Linked DNA regions of Mus musculus: regions 1 and 2 are each linked to region 3. A link is a loop called in an ENCODE intact Hi-C map of the cell type or tissue named here. Cell type or tissue: left cerebral cortex. All regions are shown on one strand. Region 1 holds the start of Gins4 (GINS complex subunit 4 (Sld5 homolog)). Region 2 holds the start of Golga7 (golgi autoantigen, golgin subfamily a, 7). Region 3 holds the start of 4930413E20Rik (a long non-coding RNA gene).

Region 1 (8,000 bases), 290 kb before region 3:
TCACTCTTGACGGCAAGTTCATCTACCCGGCTCTTGAGGTGTTATTTCCCTAGTAGCAGGACACACGATCCTAACACATACTGAAGATGAGCTGAGACATCTACCCTACTGGAACAAACCACTTACTATCAGATTCTTGGCTTTTCTGCTGGGCGTCAGGTATTGTTGGACTAGCCAGACCACAACCTGTCAGCCACCATAATAAACATAGATTTTCAGTCTTTCAGTCGTTCCTTTAGAGAACCGTGACTGAGATAGCTGGTAACTATATTTTAAAGTGTTGGGCTGAGCCAAGCAAACAGACCACACTTCACCTTGCTGATCAAATGCTTTCAGCTCTCTATTCCTCTGCAGTCCAGAGACAAGTTACTCTTACCATGTGCTCAAGCTGTTCCATGACGCATTCGACAATCTCAGCCTTGCTTTCCAGGAGCTCAGGGGCAAACTTTTCATTCATCCAGGCCTAAAAAGCAATACAGGAGAAATGAGTGATCCTCACAATGGAGCAAAGCACACTAGAGACAGCTCCCAGGCCCATGAAAGCTGCAGGTGTCTCACGTAGAAGGCTCTCTGCTGGACGAATACTCTGGGGACAGCTCATGATGTATGGCAGCCTTCCCATCTCTTCTCTTAGGAAGGGGCTTTTATTCAACCTAAGATTATTTGACTTACTTCTTTCATCACTATGGTAAGTTCTCAGTAATGCCACATGATACACGAGCCTTACCTGTCATCTAAGAGCATCAACTGGAACACCTTTCTACTTCCTTACCGATCCCGGCACCATCAAGTTTCTTCCTTCTTTCTCCTTTTCTGAGACAGCACACTGTGTAGTCTGGCCTGGAACTGGCTATGCAGAGCAGACTGGCCGCCCGCCACCCCTGACTTACACTTACTCTTTCTAAATACTTTCTTTTGTTGTTGCTACTGTATCTTTAGAAAAAGTGAGGGCGCTAATACAAAGTCACCAGGATGGGACCTGACTCGGTGACTGGCGTCCTTTTCAGAAAACAAAATGTTACCACAGACACAGCCAAGAGAGAAGAACAAGCGAAGACACCGGAGACAGCCACCACAGGCCAAGGAGAGACCAGCCAGCCAGGACACTGACCTCAGCCTCTTACACACAGTAAAACCCTGGGGAAGCCACTCATCTGTTTGATTATACAGTCCAACCAAACAAACACAATCACCGAAATGAGAAACTCTGCACTGTAAGAAAGACCCAATGAACCTTTTATTTTTTTAAAGTTTAGTCAAAGTACAATTACATCATCCCCTCTTCCTCTCCTCCCTCCAATGCCAACCATATCCCCCGACTCCATCTCAAAATTCATGGCCTCTTTTAAATTATTGTTACCTATATATACAAATAAATGCATAGATAGAACCTGCTGGATTCATGCGGTGTTGCTCGTCTGTCTGTTTTCAGGGATGGCCATTTGGCACTGGATAACCATTTAGGGACCTCATCCCGAGGAAGACTAATAATCTTCCTCTCTCAGCTGTCGTTATTCGTCTGCAGCTCACTTAGGGGTGGGGCCTTGTGAGGTTCCCCATCCGTGTTGGAATGCCATTGTCATTCATTGTTTGGGTCCTGTCTAAGCAGCAATATTCCTGAGCTCTCATGGGCACAGCCTCCCTGACATATAGAGAGGATAACCCTGCAGCAGATGTCCTGGTCCTCTGTCTCTTCCTGCTCTCTCTTCTTTGGCGTTCCCTGAGCCTTGGTTGTAGGGGCTATGTTGTAGAGGTATCCACTGGAGGTGGGTACCCATGGTCAACTGTCCTCTAAAGAACACTCAATAGTATACGCCATGAATGTCCCAGAACTTATAGGGCAACACAGTGCATGCTTTTACTGCCAGCACACAGAGGGCAGAGGCAGGTGAACTCTGAGAGTTCAAGACCGGCCAGTGATGCATAGTGAGGCCCTATCTCAAAAACAAACTTAAAACAAACAAACAAAAAGCAAAAACAAAACCTAAAAAACCCCAAGCATGTTCAGAATTCCTAAACTACCCGAGGTTCATGAGAAGATATTATTGAAGGAGGAGGAGGAGGAGGAGGAGGAGGAAAAGAAGGAGGAGGGGAAGAAGAAGAAGAAGAAGAAGAAGAAGGAGAAGGAGAAGGAGAAGGAGAAAGAAGGAGAAGGAGAAGAAGAAGAAGAAGACGACGACGACAACAACAACTATGCAAGAAATAATCACTGCTATTATGACCAAAAGGGATGGCAATTTCTTGTTAGAGCAGATATCTTCCAATGGGGGAGGAAACAGAGGAAGAGACTACTATAGAGAAATGGCATGCTTCTCTACAGATCACACACATCTTTACGTCCTCAAAATAGCACAGCAGAGCATTGCTTTGTGAAACATTCTACTACATGTGTCCAAAGCCTACTTTTACTAGCCATCCTTGAAGACTGACAAGATGAGACTCCTAAAGAAGGCCCTGCTTTCTGGCTTCCTATTTTTATGCAGATGTTACAAACACTGCTCTTTGGAAACAAATCTTCTGTTTCCTTATTTTCTGAGCCGTGGTACTGCACACCTGGAGTAAGTTAAGAGCTAAGAACACGGGACATATTTGGGGTGCTTACCTGCTCCAGCTTTTCAATGAGCTCTGCAGGAGTTAGGACCATCTCCTCACTACCCCCATCAGAGTCCTGTCCGTGGAGATCCAGAACCTCCGTCATCGTTTCTCAACCGGGAACCTACACCTGAAAAATAAACCAACACCCTGAAAAGCTTCTCCCACTTACTTGCAAGAAAAGGCATTTAGGGACAAGTTTATTGGGGCTGAAGGGGGTGCACTGGCCAGGGATGGCGAAATCAGAGACTGATTTTTCAGTGTTGGGTTTAGTCCCTTGGTCGGTTTCTCTCCTAATCTTTCCCGCTGCATGGGCCTGGACCTGGGCAGATACCACACTAAACCGCAATGCTCCTTGTCGTCGCCAGGAGCAGCGTTTTGCCTCAGTGGCCCAGGAGCCCATTCGGTTCAAATGAGAAAAGTGCATCGTGTCAAGTGCTCGGCACATCGCGTCCTCAGCTGCAACTGACCCGGGGTCGCTTGGACACTCCAGCGCTCACCTCGCAGTTGGCACTCAAAGCGGCTACACGGCTCAGGGATCCCTCTTCCCTTCTCTCCTAGCCGGCACGCTCGGGGGACACCACGGACTGAGGCTCCCCGAGCGGTGGGCGCCGGAGATCGCGCGGAAAGCCCGCGGCCCACAGACCCGACCAGCAGCGGTACAGCTCCCGCGCTCCTTTCCCCAAACACAGCGTCGACAGGAAAACGTCTCCGCGCTGCGGGAGCACTAACCAATCAGGCCCAGGGGAAAGCGGACACACGCCCCTTGGCCCCGCCTACCCCGGGGCGGGCTCTTGCCGAGCTATAGAACATACTTCCGGAAGGCGGGGAAGGAGGCCGGGAGTGAAGTGCCGGGTGGCACCGTCTCGGGACGGCCACGTGGGGGCGTTCGGCTCACAGTAAGGAAACCAGGCAGCGCCGTCTTGTGGCGAATCGGTACAGGGCCCAGTTCCTTCCTTCCTTTAACATTTACTGTGTGTGGGTTGGTTCCATTGCCAAACCTGTTCACAGATTCATATATGTGTGTTGAAACTACATTTAAGAGACTCACTCCATTGTCCTTCCTTTACATTTTTTTTTTGCGCAGAGTTGTTCTCTAATGTTATTTGAGTTGTTCTTTTTGGTGATGAAAGAATGCCTACTGACTTTCTAGGATTCTACCTTTTTAGTGAGTGTGAATGCAATATACGCATGTGGTACATGCTCAGGTCACGATCGCATAGCAAGTGCTGTTACCCACTGAGCCCCCTTAAGATTATTTTTATAGATATATTTCCTTATTTTCATGTATGTTAGTATGTGTGCTTGCACATGAGTGTGGTGCCAGCTGAGGACAGAAGAATGCACTGGATCCTGATGGAGCTCATAACATGTGGTTATGAGCTGTTCCACATGGGTACCGACAACCAAACTCCAGTCCTCTGGTTTAGAGCAAGTGCTCTAAACCAATGAGCTATCTATCTCTCCAGCCCCTAGCCCCTTATATTTTTTAAGTGCCAAACTTCCTAATTAGCTTCAGAGATGGAATCAGATTGCAAATTTTTATAGTTTTATATACCTATAAATTATGCATCCTGACATATTACTACTTGAAAGAGTAAGAAATAACAGAGGATTGAGCCGGGTGTGGTGGCACAGGCCTCTAAGCCCAGCACTTGGGAGGCAGAGGCAGGTGGATTTCTGAGTTTGAGGCCAGCCTGGTCTACAGAGTGAGTTCCAGGACAGCCAAGGCTACACAGAGAAACCCTATCTCGAAAAACAAAAACAAAACCACAACAACAACAAAAAGAAATAACAGGACTAATAGAAAGTTATGGAAATTTGAATTTGTGGTAGCCTAAAGATTCTTGGTATTATACCTATTTTTTAAATTAAAATGATTTGTATAGATGGGAGCGGGGGAATGTGGTGCAGTGGTACAGTACAATCTTAGCATTTAACCTGGGTCCAGTCCCCAGCAACTAAGTAAAACAAAATCTCTTTCTACAGTTTATCACTGACGTACAAAAAATTTTCATTATTTATTTTTATTTGATACAGGGCCTCATCATGTAACTCTGACGAACCTGGAACTTGTTATGTAGAGCAGATTAGCCTCAAACTCATAAAGATCCACCCACCTCTGCCTCCTGGTGGCGTAAACATTTTAATATTCATCTGCTAACAGGATGCTTATATTTTGTTCCACATATCATTAGATTGATATTTTATTATCAAATAAGCATGGAACAGATAAAATAAATTACATCTGTAGAGTAGCCCAGAGTGATAAGAAATTAGCTTAGTGAGGTTGGTTATGAAGTTGTATTTTCTGAGACAAGAACCAGAAACCAGAAGCCTTGGCTGTTTGGTGTATTACAGCAGATTCTGTAGGCAGCTGTCATTCTAGAAACTGCTCCATCACAAGCTTCCGGCGTGACCTACAGAGAGTCCTGTGACTGCTTGAACTCACCCTGGGTGTTTGTCTATGAGAGGGGCTTGTCTTTGACTTTTACAGAAAGCGAGTAATACAGCTTTACCCTCAACACTGGGCCCTTCTTTACTTTCACTCACTTGTAAGTCAGGAAAGTTACTTTCCACACCTCTCCTTTCCTTTCTTTCCCTCTCCTTCTTTGTCTTTAACATTTCTAGGGGCGACAATCACTGCGGACAAGGCAATTTACAGACACATGCAAGGTGGTTTGCTCTACAGCCTGCCTCCACAACCCCTGCTAATCTAACTATGTTGTCCTGGATGGCCTTGAACTCACAGAGATCCGCTGCTTCTACTGGAATTAGCCACCATACCCAACATACAAGTTGTTTCGTGGGAGCATTACCTAGACATTTTCAAACGTATAGAAAATAAAAAAAGCCACATATTACAAGTACAGGGAGCAGAGCGTAGCCCAGTACAGAGAGCCTGTCTGATACATCCAAGGCTCAGGTGTGATGCCTTGCACTAGTGGTGGCTTTCAGATACACTCCTTGAAACATCCATGCAAACAGGAACTGGAGTATGAGACTGGGTGAGCTGTACATGCTAATCTTTAACTGGAAAGCGGTTGCACGTTTGCAGTCTGAGTAAGTTCCTGGGCATTTGGTAGATGTCAGATTAGTAGTTACCGAGACATTTTGCATATGAATTTGGCTCATGTCTTTTTTTTTGTTGTTGTTTTTTTGTTTTTTTGGAGACAGGGTTTCTCTGTATAGCCCTGGCTGTCCTGGAGCTCACTTTGTAGCTTGAACTCAGAAATCCGCCTGCCTCTGCCTCCTGAGTGCTGGGATTAAAGGCGTGCCTATGAACTAGTCTGAAATGAGGTCAGAGAACACATGTGTGATCAAGAACCATATGCTAGCAGTCAGTGCGTCGTTTCTTAGGGCTCCTCTTTGCCTTTTCTTATGTATGTATGTATGTATGTATGTATGTATGTATGTATTTATTTTTTGGTTTTTCGAGACAGGGTTTCTCTGTAGCCCTGGCTGTCCTGGAACTCACTCTGTAGACCAGGCTGGCCTTGAACTCAGAAAGCCGCCTGCCTCTGCCTCCCAAGTGCTGGAATTAAAGGTGTGCACCACCACACCCGGCTTTGCCTTTTCTTAAAAAGAGAAAACCAACTGTAAGTGACAGTCCCCAAATGTCTCACTCTGTAGCAGTCTGCCCTTAAACTCAAGACCCGCCCTCCTATCCCAGGTGTGCCTAGCCACACCCAATTTCAGAAAATTCTTTAAAAAAACAAGGTGACTTATGAACCTGAAGATTTTATTATTTCTCCGTGCCAGGCCTCATACATGCTCAGCACTCTGCTGGAGTCACAGGTCAGAAGGTAACATCTTGGCAGGCCCAGGAAGCTCCACCTTGAGTGTCCAGAACCTCATCTTGGCCACATTCCAACTTGTGGGAGTTGGTTCTCTTCTTCCATCAAGTGGGTCTGGGGGAATGAACTGTGGGATGGGGCGTTGTGGCAAGTCTGTTTATCCACTGAGCCACCTCACCAGTCCCATTTTGTATTCTCGATAAATATCTACCTTATTTTTTAAAAGTCATCAGATGATCCAAGATACAGTAGTAATTCTGATAACTCTTTTCTAATGAAAACTATCTATTCATATTAAGTAAGGGTGGGTAAGATGCTACCAGGTAAAGTCTCCTGCCACCAAACTTGATTTGTGTTTGATCCCTGGTGTCCTCATGGTGGAAGGAAAGATATGATTCTGACCTCCATGTGCATGCATGGCATGTGCACACTCACACAGAGCACGCACATGCACGCACAGGCTAAATAAAAAAATTAAAAATGCTTAGATATGCTTTATCAGTTATTCCAATATTGTCATCCAAATAAGATGCCATAGCATTCCCTTTATCAAATCACATAGACTAAGACAAGAGAGGGTTTATTTAAGAAAAGTTTTACTAATGTGTTTATATCTTGGCGACATTATTGCAACAAGTTTAAAAGGCAGACAGACTAGAATAGGCTTTAAAGGAACAAATGAGCGTTATACAATTAAATTATTACACAGATCTAAGGGGTTTACTGAGTAACTACAAGGCCCAGAAAACAAATTAAATCTGAAAGATTAGATCCAGTATTAGCACCTACAGTATCTCCAAGTTCAACTGCTTCATTCATTCCTTATGTTTCCTAACTTCTCCCAAACACAGTGCTCTCAAATTCCTAAAAGAACATAAGAAATTCCGATACTAAGAGAGTATAGAGATAAAGAAGAGCTGAAAAAAATTAACTTTAACTTGAAGTTACACGGAAGCCAAAACTTACTTGAGTCAATCAAAAGATTTCTGTGCCCTGAATACTGTATGTGAGGCTATAAATCAGAGTTTAAAGTAGGTTACAAATTAGCAACATACTGTATTATTTCTACCAATTTTTTCTCCTAAGTTATACTTGTAACAAAACTAGAGTTAGGTGCTTAGGACACTTGCTTCTTCCACACCGGGCAGAGCTGGGGCAGGTGGAGCTGATGGCTGAGGGTCTGCTCATTGTGCTTACTTATCTGTGGAATGAACAAGCAACACACACAACATCTCCCCAACATCTCGAGGTAATGCACATTAACAGAACTGCTTTCAAAGAAACAACCGGAATTGCATAAATACTGCCTTAATAATAACTGCAACACTAAAACAAGTAACATATATTATTCTCTCAAGGAGCCTCTGAAATTGAACAGCAGAAACCAATCTGAAGATCTGAAGCACGTCAAGGCTGGTAGCTTGGGGACTCGGGCGGCGGGTCAGCCGGACCACAGGCACACACACCCTCAAAGCCTGCTACTAATCTGGGGGAGGGACTGAGCTAAGACATGACTTGTGGGATCATAAAGCCACCTAGGAAACTGACCCAAGGGACAAGGAGAACCAGTGACACTGGTATCTGGTAAGAAAACGACTCTGTCTTGGGCTG
Region 2 (8,000 bases), 270 kb before region 3:
TCTAGAAACTGCTCTTTGAACTAGAAATACTAATTATTCTCAGAGTCCCACAGACTGCAAGATGGAGGCAAATCTAGGGCAGGTTAATAAACAAAGCTGTGGCCAGTTCTTTTTAAAGAATGAAGATGGAAAGGAATAAAGTCGTTTAAAAGCATATTACAAGAAAATTGAGTTTTCAGTGGTTGAGCATTTACTTAGCATGCACAAAGCCCTGAGCGCCAACCTTAGGGCATGTACTTATGCAGTCTATGTGATTGTTAAAAAGTTAATAGAAAAGAATGTGGTAGGAGCAAACAGTGCTAACAGTTATGGGCGCCATAATGTTCTGAGCTCTGGGTGTGCATACAGACAGTAGACCCCTAAGACTGTAATGGAACTGGAAATTCCTACCGCCTACTACCAGGGTCACCAGCAGCTCAATGCATCGCTCCCTGCTTGTGGTAATACCAGAACAAATAATCCTAATCGTCCACTTTGCAGAAGTGCAACAAAGACAGCCGGTACTTGGCAGCTGCAGTGAGTGATGCCGACAGTATGACACATCACTGCAACACATCATCTACACTACTGTCTACACACTGTCTACACTACTGTCTGCACACTGTCTACACACTGTCTACACTACTGTCTGCACACTGTCTACACACTGTCTACACTACTGTCTGCACACTGTCTACACCACTGTTTTCACTCTTCTGCACTGCACCCCTGCAGGCCCACACTCAAGGCTTGTGTAAATACAGCGTTAGCACAATAAACTGTCTCTGTGCTATATATATATATATTTTTTTGTAATACAAGAAAATGATTTTATTCTAATTTTTAGTTCCAGACAGCTCACAAATCCACTGCCTCTGACAATACCCAGAGTATATGCAGATACACTCATGGCACAGCTGGGGAAACTTGAGGTTTCTCTACACAAACTATTCTGTTAATGTCGCTTAAAAATCCAGACTACATGATATGTCTGTGCTATATTTTAATGTGATCAAGTGACACAACTGGACTTAAGCTCTAGAGAAAAAATCCAGGAGTTTTAAAAATCTGTTGTGTCTAGGCACATTAAGATAGTCATCAGTCCTCCAAAGGTCTTTGGATAGTAATTCAGAAACTGTATTGGAAATTTGGAGATATGCAAAAATGGACCCCCCCCCCCAAAAAAAAAAAAAAAAACATGGCCCATGCTGGGCAGTGGTAGTGCATGCCTTTAATCCCAGCAATTGGGAGGCAGAGACGGGTAGATTTTTGAGTTCGAGACCAGCCTGGTCAACAGAGTGAGTTCCAGGACAGCCAGGACTACACAGAGAAACCCTGTCTCAAAAACCCAAAAAACCCCAAAAAACCAACCAACCAACCAACCAACCAAAACATGGCCCAATAAACACCATTTAAAATGGAATGGACCTAGGAATGGTTTTCTCAGAAGTTTTGTTTTTGATGAAATACACACTGCTGAAGCTAAAGCGATCACAAACATATCGTAAAGTCAAAGGTTATTCCTGCTGACTAGATTAAGTAGAATTCGTCTCTACTACAGTCCGTTTGGATTTTCTTCTCCCAGAAGACTAGGGGGACTAAAACATTGGCATTCTAGCTAAAACAACAACAAAGGTTCGTTTGAAGAACGACTGGGGCAGCTGGGCTCTCAGGCATCAAAGCATCACACTGTAACAGGCAGCGGAGTACAGTGCTCAGCTGACACAATTCTGTGCCCTCAAATAGCATGCGTGCATTTTTAAATATCATGTCAAATAGGACATCTGTGCATTAGTTTCTCATCACACTGGCGAGTGTGATGTTCCCACGGACTGAAAGCCAGACCTGGCAACAGCACAGCACAGCGCAGCGCAGCACAGCACAGCGCAGCGCAGCGCAGCACCACTACTTCTAGGTCAGCAGAGAAATAAGCCTCTCAACGCCCCATCACACAAAGTCAAGAGAACGTCAACGTATCATCAGCACATACCCATAAAAGCCTCCCCAAGTGGTTTACGTAAGTGTTTAACTCAACAGTAAGAGAGTCAAAGGCACATAGCACACACACACCACTACCCATTCTGCGGTTTAGCAAGTCAATCAAGTACCAATTTGGACGGCAGAGTTCAGCAGCATCAATTTCCTGTAAAGGTGTGTGTGACTACATGGGGGTTTTAAACCTAAGATTATTAAGGAAAGGTTCTACCATCCACAATGAAAGGCGAATGCCTGATGTCGCATATACGTGCCTGGCTCAATAAAGAGAGAAGTCTGACTTATAAACCAACAGAGGCCTTTAAATGGCATGTCACAAACAAGTCAATCAAAACCTGTTATCCTCTCCCTCCTCACTCTCCCTGAGACAAGAGTTTTGCAATGCAGTCCATACTGGCTTAGGACTCAGGATCCTCCTGCCTCTGGCACCTGGGCGCCAGGTTACAGGTGTCCATGACCACACACTGTTTACACAGTATCTTTTCAAAGCTTGCTTCATCTTTAATTTGCAGTTCAAGAAGGGCAACTGTGCCACTAACTTGCCAACAGCCATAAATCCCACTTAAGGAGAAGGTAATGAAATAAAGAATTTTCTAGCCTAACAATCAGTCAGTACTGGGATTGAAACCAGAGCCCCACACATCCTAGACAAGTGGTCTACCATTGAATTATCTCAGGATCACCACCTTTTCCAAGCTATTTCAGAGCATGGTCTTTTCAAACTGCCTAGGCTGGCCTGGAACATGCAGTCTTCCAGCCTTAGATTTCCTAGTAGCTGGTAGTTGGCCTGAGTAAGTATGTAGTGCTGGGGATAGATCCCTGGGCCTTCAACCTGGAAAAAACAGGCTCTGTGCACTAAGCCACACACCCAGCCTACAAACCACCCCTCTGATTTTAAATGGCTGGCACACATTTCTCTAGTACACACTCATCTCCACCTACCTAGTCCACAAGCAGCATTTCTTAGCCCCACACCCACACCATGCTTAATTACCCTCCAAGTTCCTCATCCTTCAGAAACTGATTTATGAACAGGAAATAGAATCTGAGTAATATCGCTGAAGAACAAAAGGAGGATCACATTGGGTAGACGAGTAGATTTTTTTTGTTTTTTTTTTGGTGTGGTTAAATCTGAAGGAATGGTACACAAATCTCATCTTTGTTTACAAGGTTGCCCAAAGGACCTCTGCCCCATGACCGTTTTGATATGCAAGGCAAACAGGAAGTTCCCAGTGATAATGACTGGGAGTCAGGGTTGGTTCAGCTACAAGTTCCTTTGCCGTTCCTGCCCGGGACCGTGTACGTTTTTCAGGTTCCAAGAAGGCCTGTCTGGACTGCCGAGCACATCCCTAATAAACCCTTTCAGCTGAACAGTATGACCAGCACAGTGACCACAGATACCAGTCATGACTATGACGCTGTCTTTCGCGTGTCTGAGGCAGTAGGATATAGGTTACCACAGGAGGTATGAGGTGGCCTGGAGTTCCAGGAATTAGCACCTCATCAAGATGTCAATAACTGAGTGAGTGTGTGTGTGTGTGTGAGCTTCAACCAGGTGTCAAGTACCGTGTGTGTGTGTGTGTGTGTGTGTGTGTGTGTGTCGGCATCCTGTTAAGGACACTCTTGGGTGGACTGCGGGCCAGCATCCTAAAAGTTCTATATGATCACTGTACTCTGAGCATTAGCCTTAGTGGTCTTTCTCCAAATACTAGACCGTACCTCCTTCGTATATCTTTTCCCATGAATCCTGACGTCTCATGCTCTCCCGAACCGTGAGACACTCCCTCCCGCTCCAGGGACTCTCCCCTCCCCAGGGCCAGGGGCAGGGCCAGGAGCAGGGCCAGGAGCAGGGGAAGCCGGGCTGCATACCCTGTTCTCCAGCTCCGCGGGGAACTTGGTCTGGAACTGGCAGCGCGTGCCGCTGCTGTAGTCTCGCTGAATGAACACCTTCCCGGACACCGGTGCCTGCTGCGGCCTCATGGCGAGGACAGGACCCGCCGCTCTGCGAGTTCGGGCAAGACACGGGGTCAGATGGCCGGCCTAGAGCCGGCTCTCCGGCCCGCCAGCCCTTCGGAGCCACCCACCGCCCAAAGACGCCCCAGGCCTCCCCCCTCGCCGATCCCCTTCACTCATGGCTGTAGCCGAGGGACTCCAAGCTACCCAAGCCCAGGACCCGCGCCCCCCCACATCCTGGTTCGGCCCTGGAAACACAAACCCGCCTCCTCGGCCCTCCAGCAGCTGTCGCGCCACCTCCGTCGCCGCTTACGTCCTGTCGCAAAAAAACCTAGCCTCTCCCGAACACCTTCTGTGCCGCACGTTGACACCCCGCCCCCTCCGGCCGTAAAGCGACGCCTCCGCGGCTGCGCGTTGCGGTGAGGTGCGCGGTGGCTGGGAGAGAAGTCTTCCTAGTGTAGGCGAATGAAACCCTTCCGGGCGGAAGAAGATGATGATGATGAGGTGGACGTGATCGGTGGATCCGGGAGTTCCGGGAAAGACGCCGGGGTTAGAGACTCGGAATTCCCTGTTGGTTGTGGTGAAGTGGTTTGTGGGCACAGGAATAGTTCCCTTCTTGATTAAGCGTTCCAGCTTTCACGTGGGCTAACCCACCTCGCTCCACAAAAACAACCGTCACTCTCCAATTCCAACAGACACAGATATTTACAACTACAAAGCGCACTACTGGGGATGCATTTGGCCCCTGGAACCCTCTTGAACGAGAGTGAGGAGATGGTATTCCTGTTCTGCATTATCCTGCATCCCTTCTCCAATTCTTCTTGAGGTGTTGGTTTTTTTCGTCCCAGAGACATGTACACCAGCTATACCCGCTTAGGTGACCCGACTGGACCAACAACAGTTCTCTCTCATTGGTCCCCACTTTACTGACTGTATCTTTGCAAGACATCCAGGAAAATCCCTATGCACGTCTGGTGGTGGCGATGTTCTAGTACAACTTTTTAGTATACTGATAATTGATTAGATACTTGATCAGTTGTCACGATAATTGATTTCTCTTTTGGGGTTTTAAAAATAGCATTAAAAAAATTTCCAGCATAGGGCGGGGGACAGGGCAGAGGTCGTCCACTCCCTGGTGATCTCTGAGTTCAAGCCCACCCCAGTTTACCTAAATAGTACCAGGCCAGCCAGATCGTCATGGTGAGACCCTGTCTCAAAAATGAATAGCTTTATCCCAATAAAGGGTGTATAGTAAACCCACTCATTTAACGTGGACATAATTTGTTAACTTCTACCACGTCCATGCCCTTAAACCATCAGTACAATCAAGATAATAAACACCACCTCTAAAAACTTCCTTACTCTTTACAGTCATACCTTTCAGCCATTCAGCAGACCCCCTTTGCCCAGTACTAACCTTTCTGTCACTAGAAACAAACTTGTGTTTTCTTAACTTTCACTTAAATTGAATCAGAGTTTTTCGTCTCCTTCTTATTGTATAGATTCTACTGAGATTCCTCTGTTGTGCCATACGTAATTTCATTTCTGTGACTTTCCCCATTTATTCATTCACGTACTGCCTCAGGGTTTCCATTGCTGTGAAGGGAAACCATGACCAAGACAGTTTTTTATTTGTTTGTTTGTTTGGTTTTTTGAGACAGGGTTTCTCTGTATAGCCCTGGCTGTCCTGGAACTCACTTTGTAGACCAGGCTGGCCTCGAACTTAGAAATCCGCCTGCTTCTGCCTCCTGAGTGATGGGATTAAAGGCGTGTGCCACCACCGCGCGGCTACAAGGCAGTTCTTATTAAGGGTAACATTAAATTGGGGTTGGCTTACTGGTTCTGAGGTTCAGTCCATTATCATCATGGTGGGAAGCATGGCAGCTTCCAGAAAGGGATGGTGCTGGAGAAAGAACTGAAAGTTCCAAAGGCAAACAGGACAAGACAAGCTTCCAGGTAGCTAGGAGAAGGGTCTTAAAGACCAACCCCAAAGTAACACAGTTCCTCTAAGATAGCCACACCCATTCCAGTAAGGCCACACCTCCAAATAGTGCCAATCCCTGGATCAAGTATACTGAAACCAGCACATTAGTTGATAGACAGGAAATTTCCAGTTTTAGAATTGCAAATAAAGCTTCTATAGAATTAGCCTACAAGTCTGTGTATGTTTTTTTAAAAAGAGGTTGAGATTTCAATTTATTTTTATTGGTGAATCCTGTAAAGGCATTTTTCCCTTTTTAATTTTATAAACTTTATTATTAACAGGCTTGCAAATAAATAAAGACAACACACACCAAAATTAGCCAGACCCCAAATCTATACAAATGAACTTCTATCCAGTTAGAAGTGACACCCAGAACAGAAGCTGTGGAGCTTCACAGTACGTTTTACACTTTTAGTATCTAATGTATCTTATGCACTTATTCATTACACAAAACAATAACAACAAAAACTAATTGTGATGGTTTGTATATTCTTGGACCAGGGAGTGGCACCTTTTGGAGGTGTCGCCTTGTTCGAATAGGTGTGGCCTGGTTGGAATGGGTGTGTCACTGTGGGTGTGGGCTTAAGATCCTCACCCTAGTTGCCTGGAAGTCAGTCTTCCACTAGCAGCCTTTGGATGAAGACATAGAACTCTCAGCTCTGCCTGCGCCATGCCTGCCTGGATGCTGCCATGTTCCCACCTTGATGATAATGGACTGAACCTCTGAACCTGTAAGCCAGCCCCAATTAAATGTTGTTCTTTATAAGACTTGCCTTGGTCATGGCGTCTGTTCACAGCAGTAAAACCCTAACTAAGACACTAATCATCATCATCTTCTTCTTCTTCTTCTTCTTCTTCTTCTTCTTCTTCTTCTTCTTCTTCTTCTTCTTCTTCTTCTTCTTCTTCTTCTTCTTCTCCTTCATCCTTGGTAGACTTAGGATAGATTCATTTTTCACAGTACCTTGACTTGGTTTGCAAAACACTTCAGTTAAAGCAACTAATTCTGTCTCTGGAACTACTAAAGGGTCACAGCATCAGGGAGGTTGAGAACCAAGGTTAAGAAAATGTCTCCATAAGACTCAGCTCCAGGGCATTTTTTCAATCAGTGATCAATGGCGAGGGCCCAACCCATAGTGGTTGGTGCTATCCTGGGCTGATGGTCCTGGGTTCTATAAGGAAGCAGATTGAGCAAGACATGATGAACAAGCCAATAAGCAGCACCCCTCCATGGCCTCTGCTTTAGCTCCTGTTCCAGATTTCTGTCCTGTTTGAGTTCTGTCCTAGATTCCTTCAATGATGGACCACTGCATGGAAGTATAAGCCACTTTTCCTCACAACTTGCTTTTGGGTCCCAGTGTCACAGCAATAGTCACCCTGACTAAGACAAACAGTAAGCACTTACTGCCACTGAACTGTCTCTCCAGTCCCTTCCCTCTGAAGTCTGGAGAAGTGTTTATGAATGTTTAGGTAAGAATACATCTTAATAGGTTCCATTGTTTAGTATGTGTACAGTAGTCAGTATTCTACCAGTGTACTGGAATATCTGACACGGGCTTCTTATGCAATAAAGAGCTGTTTATTTTAGACATGACTCTGGAAACTGGAGTCCAAGATTGAGTAGCTCCATTGGCTCAGTCCCTCTGCAGTAGATGGCACATCCTAAGGCAGTAGTTCTCAACCTTCCTAATCCCACGACCCTTTAACACAGCTCCTCATGTTGTGACCTTCAACAATAAAATTATTTCTGTATTATAATTGTAATTTTGCTATGGTTCTGAACTATAGTGTGTTTCTGATGGTCTTAGGTGATCCCTGTGAAAGGGTTGTCCAGCCTCTGAAGCCTGATCCACAGGTTGAGAACCGATGTTCTAAGGGAATCTATTCTAACCTGGAAAGCAGATGAAGAAGATGGGTCCTACAGTCCACTTTGAGGACACGTCTCCACTGACCTAAGAACGTCCCACAGGGCCCCATAACACCTCCCCATATCTTGAGGACCAAATCTTTACCTGTAGACCCCCGCCCCCACCCCCCTAGGGACACAACTCATTCCAAAACCATAACAGTGTGGTTTCCTCTCACTGAATTT
Region 3 (8,000 bases):
GCCAACTCTCACTATTAAAAAATATAGAATGTGCTGAGATCAGCTTGGCCATGAAAGGGATGGTGTGATATGGTTCCCACCCCTGGAAAAGAACCAACAGGAAGTGGCCTCTATGAGTGTTAATGGTTGCTGTAGGCATGAGGCTTGTTTGTATAATAATGTAGATATTTTCATGTTCTTCCTTCCAGGAATGTTCCCCCTGTTAAGGTTAATGACTCCATGATAATCAGAGACAGCAAGGGTCTGGGAAACAAAGATGTGTCTATGTCCTAGGCAAAACTCATAAACACTGATTTCCCTTAGACTGTGGGAAAGAACTCTGAAAACATGACTTCAAAAGTATATAATTTCGGGGCTGGCAAGATGTCTCAGCGGTTAAGAGCACTGACTGCTCTTCTGAAGGTCTTGTGTTCAAATCTCAGCAACCACATGGTGGCTCACAACCATCCGTAATGAGATCTGATACCCTCTTCTGGTGTGTCTGAAGACAGCTACAGTATACTTACATATAACAATAAATCTATCTATCTATCTATCTATCTATTCTCAACTATACAAAAATATAAGGATGCAATATGAGTTATATGAGAGGCTTCATAAATGTAAAAGAACAGAGGCAGCAGGTAGATTCCTGAGTTCAAGGTCAGGCTGGGACAGAGCAAGGTTTGGCCCAGTCATGGTAGGATTGGCAATCTCAGAGCTAGATCCCACCCAGCTAGCTTATTGTCTGTGCTTACAAAGGCAGGCAGATCTCTGAATTCATTTGCAATGTTTTCTGTTTGTTTGTTTGTTTGTTTTAGAATGTGCTTACTGTGCATTTCTAAGAATCAAGAGGCTGGAGTCATGGGATGCTGATTCATGGGATAATCAAAAGGGAACCTGGGTTAATGACTGAATAGATATATAAATAAAAGACTGAGTTTTTAATCTGCAAGAGATGAGCTATACAGAGAGTTTTTGGAATTGCAAGAGAAAGCTGTCTAGAGCAGAACACAGGCCATCAGTCTGTACCCAATGATTTGACTTCAAATTGTTCTTTTTGCTGTTCCCAGATATCCTTCTCCTTAGCTGAGGCTGGTCCTTGGCAAAAACACAGCCAGGCAACGGTGGCACACACCTTTAATCCCAGCACTCAGGAGGCAGAGGCAGGTGGATCCTTTGAGTTCCAGGATAGTCAGGGCTACACAAAGAAACCCTGTCTTGAAAAACAACAACAAAAATCATATATAATGTTTCTGCATTATATCCAACCATATCTGTTCTTTAATTTCCTTATTTAGGATTTTATTAAAAGTTTATTCACATTTTATTGAGCAAATTCTCATAGAGCCATTTGGATAGCTATGGAATCATGTTGCTCAATAATGACTTTTATCAGTATGATCCAAGAGAAATATATGGAATTCTATAGTTACATTAATAAAATTAAATATGTTAAAGTAGTAGGTTAATCTGCTTTAAACTGTCTGGTGGGTGTGAGTGCTTCTCACTACCACCCCAATGTTGTGGATTCCCAAATGAAAGACACACACACACACACACACACACACACACACACACACACCACACATACACACACACACACACACACACACACACACACACACACACACATGTCCTTCTATTTTAATATGCCTTAAGTAGTGCGATGGCTGGGCCACTTCCAAACTTCCATGTGGCTAACTAAAATTTATATCTTATCTTTGCTACCCCAGATTCAATTGGGGAGGGGTCCGTTGGGGCCACTCTTCCCTGATTCTTACATGCCTGTATGCTTCCTCTCCTGCAGCTCCCAAACTTGATCCCCTGTTTCTCCAGCAAGGTGATTCTAAATCCTTCTTCCCTGGTTCTCTTGCCTGAAAAATGTAAAGTTCCTGCCTGCATCTCCCTGCCCGGACATTGGCTGCTGGCAAATTTATTTACCAATTAGAGACAACTGGGAACAGGGACCCGATGTGTCTCACATTAACATAATATAAGCATCTACAACATTTCACCCTTTTCATCTATTAAAAAGGCCTTTTCTCTCAGATACACACTGAACATAATTATAACAGTATGTAATCTATAAGGTATGATATACATTAATAACACACAGTCCATCAATTTTGTCAATTTAGGTACATTACTCTAACATCTATTCTAACTTAAAGAGCTTACAATTCCACACCTGAATTATGTTCTGATTTTCACTTGCATTACCACCTAAAAAGCATCCTTCCAAATCTACATCATCTTCCTTAATGCTAAACCACTTAAATTTGATTATGAGACTATAACTAGTCTTCAACCTTGTCAAAAATTGGAGAACAAATTAAATATTACCTGAATATACGGGAAGCGCAAAAACATAGCTTCCAAAATTTAAACAAAACCAAAACCGAAACCCTGTAGGACCTTGTTGAGAAGAAAATCCTGAGCAGGACTGGTTCATGACACTCACTGCTCACAGAACAGGGGGTGACAGGGCCAAGTTCATATGAATTGTGCTTTCCCAGTGTGAATGAAGACAAGACAGGCTTTGAGTTCTATGCTGACTGGTTGTCTGTCAACTTGACACAAGCTACAGTTATCTAAAGAGAGTCTCAACTGAGAAAATGCCTCTGTAAGATAGGGCTGTAGACAAGTCTGTAGGGTATTTTTTTAGTGATTAATGAGGGAGGGCCCAACCCATTGTGGGTGGTGCTATCCCTGGCTGGTGGTTCTGGGTTCTGTAGGAATACTATAGAACAGCATGAGCAGCCATGGGAAGCAAGCCAGTGAGCAGCACCCTTTTATGGCCTCTGCATCAGCTCCTGCCTCCAGGTCCCTGCCCTGTTTGAGTGTCTGCCCTCACTGCTTTTGATGATAGACTGTTTTATGGGAACTGTGAGTAAAATAAACCCTTGCCTCCCCAAGTTGCTTTTGGTCATGGCTCTCTTTCACAGAAATTGTAAACCTATTTTGGATGATTATCGGGAGCCAAGCAGATAGTAAGACAAATGATACTGTTTATTTTATGTGGCTGTGAGCAGAATTCCTGGATGAGTGGCTTGAAGAAGGGTTTATTTTGTCCCATGGTTGTAGAGGGCTCTGTCCATGTCATTTGGTGGCACGAGGTTGAGCAGAATATTATGGTGGCATAGGGGAGGGGTACAGGAGTGTGTGCATCTCATGGCCAACAGGATACACAGTGAGGCCTTAACAGGAAGGATCTAGAGCAAGAGGTAGTTCCCAAAGGCAAGCTTCCAGTGACCTACTTCCTCCAGCCAGGTCCTACCCTCTATAGTCTCATCACTTCCTAACATTCAAGTCTTATGATTCCATCAATGGGTTAGGCCAGTAGCTCCCAACCTTCCTAGTGCTAATACAGTTTCTCCTGTTGTGGTGACCCCCAACCACACCATTGCTTTTGCTGCTACTACAGAACTGTAACTTTGCTACTGTAATGAATCCTAATGTAAATATCTGTATTTTCTCATGGTCCAGGTGACTCCTGTGAAAAGGGTCATTTGACCTCTAATGGGGTTACAACCCCAGGCTGAGAACTGCTAGGTGAAAACATTCATTAGAACAGAGCCCTCTAGGCTTTAGAAACTAGAGATGCACTTCACTAGCCTAGATGTGTCTCGGGTCATGAAGTAATAAGATCCACAGCCACGGGCTCAGGAATTTTCTCTATCATTCCCAGGACTGAAACAGGTGGAGACAGGAATGAACCTTGGCGCTGTCAGGAGCAGAGTGTTTGAGGCACCCCCCAAAGAAGAGAGATTTCAAATAGCTTTTTAAAAACTTGTTTCTGCCTGGCACAGGGTTATAAAATATCAAGATGGTGGTGTCTAAACCCAAGCTCTTGTCTGCAGGTATCAACTTGAAGTGGAAGTGGCATTGATGGCCTGTCTATACTGCCCTTTCTCTACAGCCTGGCAACTTAGAGGAGAAACATCTCAGGTAGGAGAAAGAGAGACAAGGGGAGGGGGATAGGAGAGAATTTTTGATTGAGCATCTGTCTGGGGGGATTCTGTGGACTTGAAGCTTGACTTTCAGATCGATTGCCTGTTATGTGCATCATGTGCAATGGCTGACATATATTCTGTGGCCTTTCTAGCAATTGGTGACTTTTCTAAAGTTAGGTTCCCTTGCTCTTCCTCTGTCCTCACAGGCCCTAAATTTATTTTTAGCCTTGTTTACAAAGCTTGTAAACACACACACACACTCACACTCATCCCACATCACAAACCACACACCCGCTCTGGTCAAAGATGCTCCTGTCAGACCATGAGGCTGACCACAGCATGGAACACTGGGAAATCAAGCTACTTAAGAAAACTGGCAAAAAAAAAAAGGGGGGGGGGTTACTCAGCAAATAACGTTTTAAATTGGTCATTTTATTAAGAATTGTCAGGAAGACAAATTAATATAAAGTAGCTTTAGGAAGAAACTCAAATGTCTGAGTCCCCTGCTTAAACCAGAAACGGTATGGTTTGAGGCAGGAGGCTGGAAAGGGGAAATGGACTGGAGGAACCAGAAACAACCTCTATGTGATCAAGCCAGATCTCTTGACACTGCCTAGGCTCAGCCATCCTAGGACCCTACCAAGTCCCAGAGCAGCGGTCTATGGCCCACAGGGGTTGTGATTTCCTGTACCAGGTGCTACAGCGTGCACCATGCAAATGGAGGGACTGGCTCAGCTCAGCTGTAAGAGGCCCAGACATACAAAACTTGCTCCAGAGAGCAGTGAGGCTCCAAGGTCCTTCCCACAGACTTGGAAGGAGTAACAAAGGTACTTGTGAAGGGATAGCAGACACCTGGCCGAGCTTCCCGGAAGGCTTGTGGAACCCTGGTGCCATCTGATGGCCACGGTGGGGAATGAATAGGAGACAGGAGCTGGACTGCTTTGGGTGGACCCCGAAGATGGCTTTCAGCTCTGAAAGTGTTTGACTTGACAGGTTTAAGCCCAGAGTCCCACAGCGCTGAAGTGACTAGTGCGCCAGATAGAGATCTGCTCCTCCAGGAAGTCTTTGGATGGTCTAACCCTGTCGGTTCGGTTAGGTGTGGCTGGGGGTGGAGGGTGGGTTAGGTTTTTATACAGCATTAGAGAATACAGAAGTGAGGTAGGGCAGACTGGGAGGTGTTCCAGGCCAGAGCGCGAAGGACAGCATTGAGTCAGGTAAGCCGTGGTCCTGAAGCATGAATGGCTGTATATGGGTGGACCGCTGGTTGGTGGTATAGGGATGGCATGTAGATTTCCTTTCCCCTCTGAAGCCCTGTCATCCTGCCTTCCTCTCGTCTACCTCTCTCTTTTTCTCCCATCTGTCTTAGGGTTTCTATTCCTACACAAAACATCATGACCAAGGAGCAAGTTGGCGAGCAAAGGGTTTAATTCAGCTTACAGTTCCACATTGCTGTTCATCACCAAAGGAAGTCAGGACTGGAACTCAAGCAGGTCAGGAAGCAGAAGCCATGGAGGGATGTTCTTTACTGGCTTGCTTCCCCTGGCTTGCTCAGCTTGCTTTCTTATTGAATCCAGGACTACCAGCCCAGGGACGGCACCACCCACAATGGTCCCTCCCACCCTTGATCACTACTTGAGAAAATGCCTTATAACTGGATCTCATGGAGGCATTTCCTCAAGGGACTCTCCTTTCTCTGTGATAACTCCAGTTTGTGTCAAGTTGACACATGAAACCAGCTAGTACACCCTCTTATCTGAGCCTTTGACTGGAAGGAAAGCAAATTTAAATCCATAAAGATAAGACAGACTCTCAGTTCTCTTTCTGTAACGGTTATTCATGAAAAATAAAATAAAATAAATGCCAATGTCAATCTCCCAGAAATAATTTGGGGCCACCTTTTTGTAGATTTCCAGGCAGCAGGTTGTTTCAAGGGACGTAAGACTCTACATCTTAGCCAAGAAAGCAGTTCCTTTTTAAAGGAACCTTTGTAGTCTTTAGGTCCCTTGACGTGGTCGGGGCTGCTGTGGGAGGGCTTAGAGGCTATTATACAGCAGCCATTGCTCTATGGAGGGTCTGTTCCTTTATTCGGGAGCCATCCACTCTTAGAGCTTGATAGACTGAGGTAATTTTCCTGGTGATTTTTCACTGCTTAGGGGCACTAGGGAAATTTTATAGTATAAGTGGTTCTATTTGGCTGTTGTGTTAATGGGGATTCTGAGTACAGCCAAAGCTGGACACACTGACACAATCTAGCTTCACAGAGACTGGAAAGCTAACAGGTCAACTTCATGTTTGGCTCACACTTGTCCCCCGGGCATGAAGCATCGTCTTCTAAGTGTGTGTTCAATAAGTGCTTAAGGGGGGCAGTTTTGAACCTACCAGCAAGGACCAGCAAGAACCAGAAATTAGTTGGCTTTTATCTAACTTGGATAACACGCCAGCCTGATGCAGTATTGGGAAGAAAAGGTTCCAACCAAAGTAGATTATTATGGTTTGTACCCAAAGGGCATGCAGTAGATGTACCATGATAACCAGAGGCCTGCTTGCTTCTTTCCTCTACCATTCACATCCTTTGTTGAAGTAGAACAGGGTGCAGACAAAAAAGCATGTGACCTCACTGAGCAGTGGGTCTGGCACCCAGATTTCTTGAGGAGGAATAACCCAGAGAGGCCGTGCTCTCACGGTCTTGGCTTCACAGCTGCCATACTGAGGACCACATGGAAGTGCTTCCAAGGTCCCATGTGTTTGCTTGAGAACAGGTCTGACTGGGCTTCCCAGGCTAACAGTTTTGTGGTATTTTGATTTTGTGGTATTTTTTCATTTCTTTCTTCTTTTCCATGTATCTCCTTTCCTGTTTTTCTCTCAGTCTCTCTCTCTCTCCTCTCCCCCCCCCCCCCTCTCTCTCTCTCTCTGTTTTCTTAGTGTCTCATGCAGTGCACAAAGGGTCCCATTGGAAACACATTAATGTGCTAAAGTTTGCTACACATTTTGGCCATGTATGCTGTGGAAGGAGACCTGCCTTATGACACCTGTGGCAGCAGCAAAAACATAAAAGCGGTATGGGCTTCTAACAAGTTTTGTTATTCTAAAAATAATCTCTGAGCTATTGATATGAAGAGTGTCAGCAACAAAGAGAAGAGTGGGAAGGGCAGAGTGGGCAGGGCCGAGTGGGAGAAGTGGGCGGGGCCGAGTGGGAGGGGCATGTTTAGATGAGGGGGTGGAGCCCCCTAGTGCAGAAAGCTCTGGAAGCCTCTGGACAAGTTCCCTTCCATCTGTCTCAACACACATTGAAAGGCATTTAATGAAGCTGGTTCTGCCCTCAATAATCTCTCCTCCCCAGCTCTCTCTGACAGTCTGCCGCCACCCTGGTCCATATTAAGAATGTATTTTGATGGGAGGTTTACAAGGGCTGTCTCGGGATCAAGCTAAAGCCATCTGCTCTGGAAACACATGATTTATGGCCGGAAGAATCTTGACGGGCCCAGGGCAAGCATGTAGATGAGGTCCTTCTATTGACATAGGCCTGAGTCCCTTTGAGGGGACACCTACCTTGGTCCTCAAGCTGATGACAGCAGAGTCCCTGGGGGACTGTCGCCTGTCTCTAATGTAAGTTTTAAACGTGTGAGTTGTTTGTTTGTTCGTTCATTTATGTAAAAATAACAAAGCACCTGGTTTTAATCAACAAGCAGTGGGCAGTTTAGGTTATCAGTCCCTCCTTTTTGTCCCCAAGTAAGGGCTGCAAGGTGAGGGCCGTGCAGTAAACCAGCAGAGCTCCTTGCTCCCTGAGGACTTGTGCTGTCTCGGCAGCCTATCTTCAAGGACCCCATGTGACTTCAATGGGAGAGATGTTGAGCAGTCCTTTCCCCACAAGCTCCTGGCATACAAAACATTACCTTAAAGTTCCCATAAGCCAGTGGTGTCTCATTCACAAACCACATTTAAATCCTGAATCTAAAAGTATTCTGGCACTTTGAGTTTATAGAAATGTTTCAGGGTTTTTTTTTCCTCTTTCCAAACAAAAGAGTTTTGTTTTTGGATGTCTGCCCCTTTGCCAAAATCTTGAAG

The links. A loop is a pair of places that touch in the nucleus more often than their neighbours do. Peaks named below come from ENCODE experiments on the same cell type or tissue, not always from the same donor. Only the 100,000 strongest peaks of a DNase experiment are listed, where the experiment ranks them.
Region 1: it touches region 3 in a loop (8-fold over the local background); 9 of 42 quality-filtered maps call a loop at or near these places.
Region 2: a loop joins it to region 3, with 2.7 times the contacts of the local background. A loop is called at or near these places in 5 of 42 quality-filtered maps.

What each region holds. Positions count from the first base shown.
Region 1 is chr8:23,234,378-23,242,377 of GRCm38, forward strand. Gins4 (GINS complex subunit 4 (Sld5 homolog)) reads right to left here and starts at 3,291. Exons shown (of 8, transcript NM_024240.6): 1 at 3,093-3,291; 2 at 2,603-2,722; 3 at 377-463. The coding sequence starts at 2,698. It overlaps Golga7 (golgi autoantigen, golgin subfamily a, 7), which reads right to left. Exons shown (of 5, transcript NM_020585.2): 5 at 6,949-8,000. Gm39141 (a long non-coding RNA gene) reads left to right here and starts at 3,403. Exons shown (of 3, transcript XR_870246.2): 1 at 3,403-3,491. In left cerebral cortex, CTCF peaks have their summits at 3,498 and 4,728 (motif pointing left); a DNase peak (open chromatin) is centred at 3,431; H3K4me3 peaks cover 857 bases; H3K27ac peaks cover 657 bases.
Region 2 is chr8:23,252,831-23,260,830 of GRCm38, forward strand. It overlaps Golga7 (golgi autoantigen, golgin subfamily a, 7), which reads right to left and starts at 4,250. Exons shown (of 5, transcript NM_020585.2): 1 at 3,844-4,250. The coding sequence starts at 3,954. Gm39141 (a long non-coding RNA gene) reads left to right here. Exons shown (of 3, transcript XR_870246.2): 3 at 1-154. In left cerebral cortex, a CTCF peak has its summit at 4,889; DNase peaks (open chromatin) are centred at 1,745, 3,327, 4,305 and 4,836; H3K4me3 peaks cover 2,250 bases; H3K27ac peaks cover 1,241 bases.
Region 3 is chr8:23,527,119-23,535,118 of GRCm38, forward strand. It overlaps 4930413E20Rik (a long non-coding RNA gene), which reads left to right and starts at 7,354. Exons shown (of 2, transcript XR_378805.1): 1 at 7,354-7,541. In left cerebral cortex, a CTCF peak has its summit at 4,828 (motif pointing left); a DNase peak (open chromatin) is centred at 4,814.